2 separate regions of the Homo sapiens genome follow, and region 2 is linked to region 1. A link is an interaction called in ENCODE POLR2A ChIA-PET data of the cell type or tissue named here. Cell type or tissue: GM12878. All regions are shown on one strand. Links, peaks and the distances in the headings refer to the core of each region. The heading gives the core; the rest is flanking DNA.

The links. ChIA-PET counts read pairs that join two places held together with the same protein. Peaks named below come from ENCODE experiments on the same cell type or tissue, not always from the same donor. Only the 100,000 strongest peaks of a DNase experiment are listed, where the experiment ranks them.
Region 2: POLR2A ChIA-PET joins it to region 1 with 6 read pairs; 17 of 35 experiments call an interaction of 5 or more read pairs at or near these places.

Annotation. Positions count from the first base shown.
Region 1 is chr12:56,293,572-56,299,490 of GRCh38, forward strand. All of the region lies in intron 1 of CS (citrate synthase), which reads right to left. Among named protein-coding and RNA genes, the nearest start is that of CS, 3.8 kb to the right of the region's middle. In GM12878, for the core only: no CTCF peak of the experiment used is centred there; no DNase peak of the experiment used is centred there; H3K4me3 peaks cover 3,263 bases; H3K27ac peaks cover 1,417 bases.
Region 2 is chr12:56,193,353-56,200,800 of GRCh38, forward strand. LOC107984468 (a long non-coding RNA gene) reads left to right here. Exons shown (of 2, transcript XR_007063330.1): 2 at 1-1,665. Among named protein-coding and RNA genes, the nearest start is that of TRS-CGA4-1, 6.7 kb to the left of the region's middle. In GM12878, for the core only: no CTCF peak of the experiment used is centred there; no DNase peak of the experiment used is centred there.

The DNA of each region.
Region 1 (5,919 bases), core at 1,809-5,808:
CCAGGCGTGGTGGCACATGCCTATAGTCCCAGCTACTCGGGAGGCTGAGGCAGAATCGCCTGGACCTGGGAGACGGAGGTTGCAGTGAGCTGAGATTGCGCCATTGCACTCCAGCCTGGGTGACAGAGCAAGACTCCGTCTCAAAATAATAATACTAAAAAAAATTAGAAAACAAAACAGAAAAACCTTGCGGAAGAAGCTCCTGATTTTAACAGGGACTTCGTCCTTCATCAACAAAAGATCAGAGCTTGCCAAGCCAGCAGGACTGGCTTAGCTGATGGAGCAAACACAATACACTAATAACCAGTAGGAAAAAATCCTGTACTACAGACACTTCCAATGCAGAAGGAACAACTTGCATTCAGAGAACACGAACACAAATAGGACAAAGGCTCCTCTCTCCCCAGAACCAGGTCAGAGAACTAAAGCCATTTAATGTGTGTGTTTCACAACGGTGATACTGGAAGTCGGTTTGGCACTACATGGTCAGGCCACTTAAAAGCCTGAGCAATCTACAGATTTCATACTTTGACCTCCTTCATACTTACAGACATTTCCTTAATAATTCTACCTAACTGTCATTTTCCAACAGTCTCTTCACGTGAATAGTCACCGATCACTGCTGGGTGCAGTGGCTCATGCCTGTAATCCCAGCACTTTGGGAGGCCAAGGTAGGCCGATCACCTGAGGTGAGGGGTTCAAGACCAGTCTGGCCAAGATGGTGAAACCCTGTCTCTACTAAAAATGCAAAAATTAGTCGGGCACGGTGGCGCACACCTGTAATCTCAGCTAACCGGGAAGCTGAGAAAGGACAATTGCTTGAACCCAGGAGGCAGAGGTTGCAGTGAGCCGAGATCATGCCACTGTACTCCAGCCTGGGCGACAGAGCAAGACTCTGTCTCAAAAAAAAAAAAAAAAAAAAAAAAGATGCACTGATCACTCAGTAAGGAGGACTGCAAAAGATACTCCTCCAGCTTCCATCTTCAGAAAGGAATCACAAGTCTATTTTTGTTTTTTGAGACAGAGTCTCTGTCACCCAGGCTGGAGTGCAGTGGTGCGATCTCGGCTCACTGAAACCTCCACCCCCTGGGTTCAAGCGATTCTCCTGCCTCAGCCTCCCGAGTAGCTGGGATTATAGGTGCCTGCCACCATGCCCAGCCAGGAATCACAAGTATTAAACTTTCCTTTCAGTAGGAACACTTACTGTTCTTTTGTTGAGACGAGTCTCACTCTATTGCCCAGGCTGGAGTGCAGTGGCATGATCTCAGCTCACAGCAACCTCTGCCACCCGGATTCAAGTGATTCTTGTGCCTCAGCTTCCCTAGTAGCTGGGATTACAGGCAGCTGCCACGATTGGCTGATTTTTGTATTTTTAGTAGAGACAGGGTTTCACCATGTTGGCCAGGCTGGTCTCGAACTCCTGACCTCAAGTGATCTGCCCACCTCAGTCTCCCAAAGGGCTGGGATTACAGGCGTGAGCCACTGTGCCTGGCCAACACTTATTGTACTTTAATTTAATGAACTTTTTTTTTTTTTTTAAGAGACAAGGTCTTGCTATGTTGCCAGGCTGATCTCAAACTACTGGGCTCAAGTGATCCTCCTACCTCAGCCTCCCAAAGTGCTGGAATTATAGACATAAGCCATCATGCCTAGCTAATAAATATTTCTTGGCCGGGCACGGTGGCTCATGCCTGTAATCCCAGCATTTTGGGAGGCTGAGGCGGGTGGATCACGAGGTCAGGAGTTCAAGACCATCCTGGCCAACATGGTGAAACCCCATCTCTACTAAAAATACAAAAATTAGCCCGGCGTGGTGGCATGTGCCTGTAGTCCCAGCTACTAGGGAGGCTGAGGCAGGAGAATAGCTTGAACCCGGGAGGCAGAGGTTGCAGTGAGCCGAGATCACACCACTGCACTCCAGCCTGGGTGACAGAGCGAGACTCCATCTCAAGGAAAAAAAAAAAATTCTTGAACACCTACTTATTATGTGTACACTAAGTATATACTAGTGAATAAAGAATATAGGATCTGTCATCATAATACTTTCTCAGGAATTAGAAACTATTCCCTTACTTCTGCTAGAAGTTCGTAGAAGTTTTATGGCTGGGCGCGGCAGCTCACGCCTGTAATCCCAGCACTGTGGGAGGTGGAGGCGGGCGGATCACGAGGTCAGGAGATCGAGACCATCCTGGCTAACACGGTGAAACCCTGTCTCTACTAAAAATACAAAAAATTAGCGGGGCGAGGTGGTGGGCGCCTACAGTCCCAGCTACTCAGGAGGCTGAGGCAGGAGAATGGCGTGAACCCCAGAGGCGGATCTTGCAGTGAGCCGGGATCGAGCCACCGCACTCTAGCCTAGGCGACAGAGCGAAACTGTCTCAAAAAAAAAAAAAAAAAAAAAAAAAAAAAAGAAGTTCTTACAAGTTTTAACTCCCTGACACTTTAGGGATTTACAAGAAACTTTTCCAGATCCCATCCTACTTTGCAGAATTGTAATCTGAAGGTAGGATCCAGGAAACTGCAACATAAGCAAGCATTACAGGTGACAATGCCCACTGTGAGTTTACAGACCTTTTAAAATAGCATCATGTTAAAAGAAATACAGAGGGCTGGGTGCAGTGGCTCACGCCTGTAATCTCAGCACTTTGGGAAGCTGAGACTGGTGGATTGCTTGAGCCCAGGAGTTCGAAACCAGCCTGGACAACATGGCAAAACACTGTCTCCAAAAAAACTACAAAAAAATTAGCCAGGCGTGGCTGTGCGTGCCTGTGGTCCCAGCTACTCGGGGGGATTGCTTGGGCCCATGAGGTTGAGGCTGTAGTAATAGCAAGCCATGTTCGCACCACTGCACTCCAGCCCCACCCCCCAAAAAAAACCCAAAACAGAGAACTAAGGAACTTGTGCAGTTGAAGCACAGTTGAAGCCAGAACTGAAAGATAATCAGATGCTAAGAAAGATCTATTGCTACAGTTGCCTCATTACGGTTTTAAATTTCACATCCTACTCTGTTGCATAAAGTATTGACACAGGGCAGAAAGAATCATTGTGTGGCTTTATTGAAATCCACCAAGTCTGGTTTCCCTTCTGCTGCCCCTTGGATTTTAAGTCAGGAATGCCAACTCTATCGCTGCTACCTACCATACTATTCTTGCTGCCTCCCCATGCATTCATTCACCTGCTACCAACCTAAAGGCCACTGGGAAGACCAAATGCAGTCATCTCACCACTAACACCCCATAAGGCTTCCCCTGCCATTCTAGTATCAAGGAATCACCGTTACTTTGGGTAGGCTGATAGTCAAAGTGAGGGCACAGAGATATGAGCCCTTACCTTTAAAAAATTTGGGCTTTAAAACCTAACTAAATATTTTGCAGGACAAAACCAACTCGGTTTTGTTGAACCCAATTTCTGAGTAGGACTTATACAGGTGATGTTGTACAGTGGTATAAGTCCAATGTAAAGAAACCATTGGTTCCTTTGCATTTAAGTGTCTTGAAAAAGTCTAGAAGTAATCTAGAAACATCTTTGAATTGATTTACTCAGTTTCAAACATACTAGCTTGGAGAAGCAATTTTCAGTGGCTCAAGAGACAGTTCCCTTTAGCTAGGGTTGGTTAAGCATGTTGACTTCAAAAGTCCAGAAGTGAACTGCAGCCCTACTTCAATTCCTAGCCCAAATCCAAACCCAGATCATCTGTGAAAAGACATTTTTGATGTCACAAAACTGAGTCACCCACAGATAATACTAAGGCCATTGCTTAGCATTAATGAATTTGGATAAACAAGAAGTCAAATAATCTCAAAGCTCTCTGAATTAGCTTCTAACTCAGGTGTTTTAAATTATGTGACATTTAAATTATGTGACAGTGAGAGTAGAACAATAGAACAATGACTAATTCACATGTTGTCTCCTAGTAAGGTTAAAAAAATTCGCCAGTCTGGCCAATATGGTGAAACCCCGTCTCTACCAAAAATACAAAAAATTAGCTGGGCGTGGTGGTGCACACCTGCTAACCCCAGCTACTCAGGAGGCTGAGTCACGAGAATCGCTTGAGCCTGGGAGGCAGAGGTTACAGTGAGCGGAGATTACGCCACTGCACTCCAGCCTGAGTGACAGAGTAAGACTCTGTCTCAAAACAAAAAAAAATTTCTTCTCAGAAAAGTAAAACTACACCTGACGCTGAGACTCAAAGTGGTAAGAGTCAGTTCTCCCTGGTAGGAAATTACTGCCTCCCAAAGTCTACCTTACTAGCAAAAGTAAAATTACCAATTATGACTAGCATTATCCACAGGCTAATCTAGAAAGCACAGGCAGGTGCTAGCAATGCTGACAAGCCAACAAGCTTCTTGGTACCCTGGTCATATTGCTTATTTCTCAGGAGATTTCCAGTCCAATAAACTCATTATTGGGCTTTGCTACCCCCCCCGCCCTTTTTTTTCTCTTTGAAACGGAGTTTCGCTCTTGTTGCCCAGGCTGGAGTGCAATGGAGCGATCTGGGCTCACCACAACATCCGCCTCCTGGGTTTGAGCGATCCTCCTGCCTCAGCCTCCCAAGTAGCTATGATTACAGGCATGTGCCACCATGTCTGGCTAATTTTGTATTTTTCGTAGAGATGAGGTTTCTCCATGTTGGTCAGGCTGGTCTCAAATTCCCGACCTCAGGTGATCCACCCGCCTCTGCCTCCCAAAGTGCTGAGATTACAGGTGTGAGCCACTGCACCTGACCTACTTTTAAGGGTCAAAAGCCTTCTAATGGCTTTCAACTGATAGGTGACTAGGATCGTCAGGCCATCTCTAACAGGAAAATAATGGTACCATAATTATGTAGCTCTGTCATCCCAAAAGTGTTCTGAGCTTCCCTATGGGCTTAAGGAGGAAAATAAATTCAATAGGTAAATCCCAAGGCTTTTTCACATTCACTGCAGGGTTAGACTATCTGGTCTGGGTTAGCAGCTCAGAAATGAGCTAATTATAGTGTCCCCCATTCTGCCAAAACGCTATCTAGAACTTGCTTCATTTCCCAAGAGGTTTCCTTACCCTTTTCCCCAGCAGCAGGAGAAGCAACAGCCAAGTAAGACAAGCATCTCCCAAATGCTCAGCTAGTACTTGCCACTGGGTGCCTGGAAGAACCAAGGTAAATCTTACAAATTTCACTTTGTGCCAACCATGAAAAATAACGCACAGCAGGCCAGGTGCAGTGGTTCACACCTGTAATCCCAGCACTTTGGGAGGCCGAGGCAGGAAGATTACTTGAGCTCAGGAGTTCAAGACCAGCCTGGGCAACATAAGGAGACGCTGCCTCTACTAAAAATCAAAAAAGATTAGCCAGGCGTGGCGGTGCACACCTGTGGTCCCAGCTACTCGGGAAGCTGAAGTGGGAGGATTGCTTGAGCCCAGGAGGTGGAGGCTGCAGGGAGCCTTGGTCACACCACAAGACTCCAGCTTGAGTGACAGAGCAATATCCTGTCTCAAAAAAAAAAAAAAATTACATACAGCAAGCCAAAACCATCCTAAGGCTTTCCTTTCCTTCAGATGCTGTCAGCTTTAAATTATCCGCAGGAAAAACTAAGTTCTTTGCAGAAGTCAAGGTCACTTGTGGGACTGTCCCCTGCTTGGATTAGAGGGCTGGGACTCCCTCAGCACAGCAGTTTCTGTCTAAAAGGGCCAAGTTACTTAGAACTAAAAGTACTGCAATTTGAAATTGAAGGCATCATTACCTGCAACAGTATTTCTATGTCCCAAAAGGCAATCAATACCAAGTAAAGGACCCCAAAGAAGGAGAGAAAGTTCCTGGATAAAGTAGACTTAAGATCAACGGCATAACCTGGGTAAGCAAGTAGTATGACGGTCATGTGACCTTGGCATTAGTATCTCTTGCCGAGGATCTTCATTTATTGGCTTGCAGTTTGGTGGAAACAC
Region 2 (7,448 bases), core at 2,068-6,067, 100 kb before region 1:
CCATGTACCCACCCCATCTCCCCAATTCCTTCACCCTTCCTCTTCCACTCCAACAAATCCTAACTATTCTTTTACCTTTCTTTACCTTGCATGATCTGGCCCCCTCTCTCTCACCATTCTTACATATTTACATATCACCCACTGGCATTCTTTAGTTCCTGCTACAGTATGTGGCCTTCCATATTTTCCCTGAAGTAACCTTCTCCACTTAAGCCTGTAGTCCCACTCATTTAAACCTCCTAAGGAACCTTCCATAAATATCCTTCCATAACACCTTAAAATTCCTCTACTCCACTGGATCAATCCTTCATGAATTCAGTACAAACAAAACCCCACCTTCATTTGACACTTTCAAATTTCCACATTGTTTTCTACTTCCTTTTATTTTTCGAATAAAATGTATACCTTTCTGCCTCCAGTTCCATACTATCAGATACCCCGTCATCTGGTTTCTGCCTCCTGAAGTGTTTTGGTTTTTTTTTCTTTTTTACTTTTTTACTTTTTATTTTTTTTTGAGACAGAGTCTTGCTCTCTCACCTAGGCTGGAGTGCAGTGGCACAAGCTCGGCTCACTGCAACCACCACCTCCCAGGTTCAAGCAATTCTCCTGCCTCAGCCTCCCAAGTAGCTGGTATTACAGGTCCCTGTCACCATGCGCCTGGCTAATTTTTTTTTTTTGTATTTTTAGTAGGGACGGGGTTTTGCTATGTTGACCAGGCTGGTTTTGAACTCCTGACCTCAAGTGATCCACCTGCCTCAGCCTCCCCAAGTGCTGAGATTACAGGTGTGAGCCACCGCGCCCGGCCTCCTGAAGTTTTTTAGACGTTAATAGAAACCACTGGACAAATTTAATAATCTCTTCTCAGTCTCCATCCTTTCTGTGTTTGAAACAACATTGATTTCTTACTGGCCTTCAGAAACACTTATTGTTTTTCTCCTTCTCAGTATACTGCTTCTCCACCTCATTTGCTTTCTTCTTCCTCCTGTGGAATTTCCACCAAAGCTTCATTCTCCCGAGACAAAATCTCAGAGCCACCTTTCCAGGTATGTCCTCAGCTAAACCATGGTCCTTTATCTCCAGCTGTTCACATCTCTGCACAGCTGACCTAGTGTCACCTAATATGCAAACAAAGCTTCTCTTCCTCTCTCACAATCATCGTTCTGAACTTTTCCCACTTTTGTTGATACCACTATTCACTCAATTCCTTCATTTCCAGCTCTAAGAATTAATTATCTGAAGTTTGTTTTCTCCCAAGCCCATCACACTGATTCATCAGTTGCTTCCCCAAGCACATCATCTTAATTCATGCCTGTTACGATGGCCTTCAAGGTGCCCTAGTTTCACCACACTGAAATCCACCCTATATTAGTGTGATTACACTGCTTTCATCATATTATTCCCCTGTCCAGGAACTCAGTTCCCCATCTAAACAAACACATGATCCTATTATCAACATACCCTGCCTAAATTGCCCGTTTTTCTTACCCTTACATCTTTCCACTAAGATACCTTCCATCTAATCTGGCTGGTCATCTCCGTGTGACAGCCCAACCCCTGCCATCCCTCATGAAGTTCCTTCTCTTTACTAACTAGGTAGTCTCACCATATAATGATCTTTTCAGCAATAAATTCTTAGATCTTAAAAGTATTATTATTTTGCCTGGACACGGTGGCTCACGCCTGTAATTCCAGCACTTTGGGAGGCCGAGGCGGGTGGATCACCTGAGGTCAGGAGTTTGAGACCAGCCTGGCCAACATGGTGAAACCCCGTCTCTACTAAAAATAAAAAAATTATCCGGGCATAGTGGCGCATGCCTGTAATCCTAGCTACTCAGGAGGCTGGGGCACGAGAATCGCTTGAACCCCGGAGGCAGAGGTTGCAGTGAGCCGTGATCGCACCACTGCACTCCAGCCTGGGCGACAGAGTGAGACTTTGTCTCAAAAAAAAAATTAGTCTCACTTTGTCGCCCAGGCTGGAGTGCAGTGGTGCGATCATGGCTCACTGTATAACCTCTGCCTCCCAGGGTCAAGGGATTCTCCTGCCTCAGCCTCCCGAGTAGCTAGGATTATAGGCGCACGCCACCACACCGCCTTATTTTTGCATTGTAGAGACAGGATTTTACCATGCTGCCAGGCTGGTCATGAACTCCTGACCTCAAGTGATCCTCTCACCTCGGCTTCCCAAAGTGCTGGGATTACAGGCATGAGCCACTGGGCCTGGACTTAAAATTATTTTTATGTAACTAACTTTTTTTTTTTTTTTGAGACAGAGTCTCACTCTGTCTCCAGGCTGGAGTGCCGTGGCGCCATCTCGGCTCACTGCAACCTCCGCCTCCTGGATTCAAGTGATTCTCCTGTCTCAGCCTCCGGAGTAGCTGGGACTATAGGCACATGCTACCACGCCCAGCTAATTTTTGTATTTTTAGTAGAGATGAGGTTTTACCATGTTGGCCAGGATGGTCTCACTCTCTTAACCTCGTGATCCACCTGCCTTGGCCTCCCAAAGTGCTGGGATTACAGGCGTGAGCCACCGCACCGGCTGGTAATGTTTTCTTTTTTTTTTTTGAGACAGAGTCTTGCTCTGTCACCCAGGCTGGAGTGCAGTGGCGCGATCTTGGCTCACTGCAAGCTCCACCTCCCGGGTTCACGCCATTCTCCTGCCTCAGCCTCCCCAGCAGGTGGGACTACAGGCGCATGCCGCCACGCCCGGCTAATTTTTTTGTATTTTTAGTAGAGACGGGGTTTCACCGTGTTAGCCAGGATGGTCTCAATCTCCTGACCTTGTGATCCGCCCGCCTTGGCCTCCCAAAGTGCTGGGATTACAGGCGTGAGCCACCGCGCCCGGCCAGTAATGTTTTTTAAAGCTAAAGTTGGGGAAGAACTATATATAAGATTTGAGATAGGATCTTGCTCTGTTGCCAAGGCTGGAGTGTGGTGGCACGATCTTGGCTCACTGTGACCTCCATCTCCCGGGCTCATGCGATCCTCCCACCTCAGTTTCCCCAGTAGCTGGGGACTACAGGCATGCACCACCACACCCAATGAACTTTTAAATTTTTTATAAAGACACAGTTTCACCATATTGCCCAGGCTGGTCTTGAACTCTTGGGCTCAAGCAATCCACCCACCTTGGCCTCCCAAAGTGCTGGGATTACAGGCATGAACCACTGCACCCAGCAATAACTTAGTATTATCCTCTTTCAAGTTGTCGACTTGTTCCAAATTCTAAGAGGCTTGGGTCTCTGCAGTTTTTTTTTTTTTTTTTTTTTCTTGAGACGGAGTTTTGCTCTTGTTGCCCAGGCTGGAGTGCAATGGCGTGATCTTGGCTCACCGCAACCTCTGCCTCCCAGGTTCAAGCGATTCTCCTGCCTCAGCCTCCTGAGTAGCTGGGATTACAGGCATGTGCCACCACACCCGGCTAATTTTGTATTTTTAGTAGAGATGGGGTTTCTCCATGTTGGTCAGGCTGGTTTTGAACTCCCGACCTCCAGTGATCTGCCCGCCTCGGCCTTCCAAAGTGCTGGGATTACAGGCATGAGCCACTGTGCCCAGCGGGTCTCTGCAGTTTATCCAGTAAAGCAAATCATTTTAAGACTTGGGCTGAAATGACCTCATCCTACACTTGCATCAGGGATGCTCTCATGGCAGAAAACATTTCCGGAACTCCTTCACAGCTAGTTTATGAGCCACATTTAAGTGATTCATTACTTCAAAATTACTTTTAAAAAATTAGCCAACTTTATTATGCATCTATTTGCCAGATTTTGTTCCAGATTTTATCTGGAATTCCTCATTCCAGATAGCTAAGAAGTCCCATTCTTAGCCTTCTTCCTGTTCTTAAGTGTTTGCATGCATTCCTAGCATTTCTTGATCTCTTCTGGGCAGATAACTACTCCATACACATCTTTAGCCCTAGCTTCTTGTTTTGTTTTGTTTTTTTTGAGACGGAGTCTCACTCTTGTTGCCCAGGCTGGAGTGCAATGGCGGTGATCTCATCTCACTGCAACCTCTGCCTCCTGGGTTCAAGTGATTCTCCTGCCTCAGCCTCCCAAGTCGCTGGGATTATAGGCATGCACCACCACGCCCAGCTAATTTTTATTATTTTTAGTAGAGATGGGGTTTCGCCATGTTGGCCAGGCTGGTCTCGAACTCCTGGCCTCAGGTGATCCACCCACCTCAGCCTCCCAAAGTGCTGGGATCACAGGTGTGAGCCATTGCACCTGGCCCCTAGCTTCTTGTTCTTAAGCTCCAGACCATGTTTCCATTTCCTGACTAAACACATCTATGTGGGGGCACTCCCAACCCAGTGTTCCCCAGATGAACTCATTTCTTCACCCCCAAAACCTGCTCATCCTCTTCTACTCCCTATTTAGGCTAATGATACCATGTTCTCATCCACAGTCTGGAAATCTCCATCTTTATCTGTGACTCATTTTTGGTTACTTGTCCATGTTTTTTGTTTGTTTGTTTGTTTGTTTTTGAGAAGAGTCTCACTCTGTCGCCCAGGCTGGAGTGGAATGGTGCGATCTCGGCTCACTGCAACCTCCACCTCCCAGGTTCAAGCAATTCTGCCTCAGCCTCCCAAGTAGCTGGGATTACAGGTGTGCACAAGCACGCCCAGCTAATATTTGTATTTTTAGTAGAGACGGGGTTTCACCATATTGGCCAGGCTGGTCTCAAACTCCTGACCTCAGGTGATCCACCCACCTCGGCATCCCAAAGTGCCGAGATTACAGGCATGACCCACCGCGCCTGGCCTGTTGTTGTTTTTTAAGAGATGGGTCTTACTCTGTTGGCTCACCATAGCCTCTGGGCTCAAGCAATCCTCCTGCCTCAGTCTTCCAAGTAGCTAGTACTACAGTCATGCACTACCATGCCCAGCAATAGTGTCTTTTTATTAAAAGTTGTTAGGATGACTAAATTAATGTTTAATGTTTACAGTAGTGCCTCACAGTAAATAATCTGGCCATTACATTTCTTTATTGCCAGTGTCCAATCCTGTTCAGAACTTAACCCTGATGATTCCTTTACGAAGCCTTCCTTCCCACATTCCACCAGATATGTAGTTGGCCCCTTTCCTCCTCATTGTCCCATTGTACTTAGTCCCTATCTATTAGCAACATACTATTCTATATTTCCCATTATTTGTTGTTCTAGTGTGTGTCACCTACAATGCTGCAAGTTCCTTTAAAGTCTGTTCTTATTTTTTTTCTGAGACAGGGTCTCATTCTTGGCACTCAGGCTAGAGTGCAGCGGCGCAAACACAGCTCACTGCAGCCTCAATCTCCCAGGCTCAAGAGATCCTCCCACCTTAGCCTCCCAAGTAGCTGGGACCACAGGCATGTGCCACTATGCCACTTTTTTTTTTCCATAGAGACAGGGTCTTGCCATGTTGCCCAAGCTGTTCACAAACTCCTGGGCTCAAGGAATCCTCCCACCTTGGACCCCAAAGTGCTGAGATTACAGGCGTGAGGCACTGGCCCCTTTAAAGTCTTATTTCTCAATTATTTATACATCTTAAATGCTTGGTACTATGTCTAACACATGACAGGTACACCATAAATGTTGGCTGAATCTAATCAGTTACTAAAACCTGTCAATTTTTCTTCCCAAATGTCATTCTCTCTTTCCTGCAGTATTTCAAGCCCTTATCCTCTGCTTCCTTGAATTACTACAAAGCTCACTAACACTGCCAACACCAGTTTCTTACATTCTTCCCATTCTTGCATTCTCTCAGTTTCTTGCATTCTTTCCAGAGTAATGGGTTGGAAGTCATTCCTCTTCTCAAAAACTTACCGGTAAAGTCCAAATTCCCTAGCATGCATTCAAGGCCTTCCAATAATTGGCCCCAAATTACTTCTAGTCTTATCTTCCATTATTTCCCTTCATTATTCGTCTTCCAGTAAACTCTATGCTCCAGATTACATTAGTCTCTGCCTTCTTCAACATTTTCTTCACCCTTTTTTTTTTTTTTTTTGAGACAGTTTCACTCTTGTTGCTCAGGCTGGAGTGCAATGGTGCGATCTCGGCTCACCTCAACCTCTGCCTCCCAGGTTCAAGTGATTCTCCTGCCTTAGCCTTCCGAGTAGCTGGGATTACATGCACCACCACGCCCAGCTAAAGTTTTTTGTATTTTTAGTAGAGATGGGGTTTCTCCATGTTGGTCAGGCTGGTCTCAAACTCCTGACCTCAGGTGATCCACCCGCCTCAGCCTCCCAAAGTGCTGGGATTACAGGTGTGAGCCACTGCACCCAGCCCTCTTATTTGTTTTTATTCATGCTGGGATCTCAACTTAAAGTGCATATTGGTGGACCTTACTTTTTGTTTTTTGCCCACAAGCATTTTAAGCAGATGAGGTCTCAGGACAGGGCGGTGGCAGTGAGCCAACATCACACCACTGCGCTCCAGCCTGGGTAACAGAGTGGGACCCTGCCTCAAAAAAAAGGAGACGGGATCTCAGTCTCTCACCCAGGCTGGAGTGCAGTGGTGCAATCACAGCTCTCTGTATCCTTCAATTCCTGGGCTCAAGGGATCCTCCCACCTCAGCCTCTCAAGCAGCTGGGACTACAGGCACATGCCACCACACTTGGCTAATTTTTTAAAAATTCTTTTTGTAGAGACAAAGGCTCACTGTATTTTGTAGGCTGGTCTTGAACTCTTGGGCTCAAATGGTCCTCCCACCTCAGCCTCCCAAAGTACTAGGATTACAGGCATGAGCCACTGTGCCTGGCCCACAAGCTTTTTCTTTTTTTTTTTTAATTTGGGCCAGCACTTAAAAGCTGTGAAATTTAGCATAGCCAGGCACGGTGGCTCACACCTGTAATCCCAGCACTTTGGGAGGCCGAGGCAGGTAGACCACCTGAGGTCAGGAGTTCGAGACCAGCCTGGCCAATGTGGTGAAACCCTGTCTCGACTAAAAATACAAAAACTAACTGGGCATGGTGGTGGGTGCCTGTAATCCCAGCTACTCGGGAGGCTGAGGCAGGAGAATCACTTGAACCAGGGAGGCGGAGGTTGCAGTGAGCACCACTGCACTCCAGCCTGGGCAACAAGAGCAAAACTCGGTCTCAAAAAAAAAAAAAAAAAAAAAAAGAATCAGGCTAATGATGGGGCAATAGGGCATATCTCCTAATGTTACAAAATGAAGAACTTCTCTCTCCTGTGATGTGTTCTATCCCCAGAACTGTCTAACTTGAATCTCTCAAGGCCCTATCTAATTTTGTTTAGTAAAACGGGCTAGGCCAGGCGCGGTGGCTCATGCCTGTAATCCAAGCACTTTGGGAGGCCAAGGCGGGTGGATCAGTTGAGGTCAGGAGTTCAAGACCAGCCGGCCCAACATAGGTTTAAAACCCCGTCTTTACTAAAAATACAAAAATTAGCCGGGCATGGTGGCACGTGCCTGTAGTCCCAGCTACTTGGGAGGCTGATGAGGCAAGAGAATCACTTGA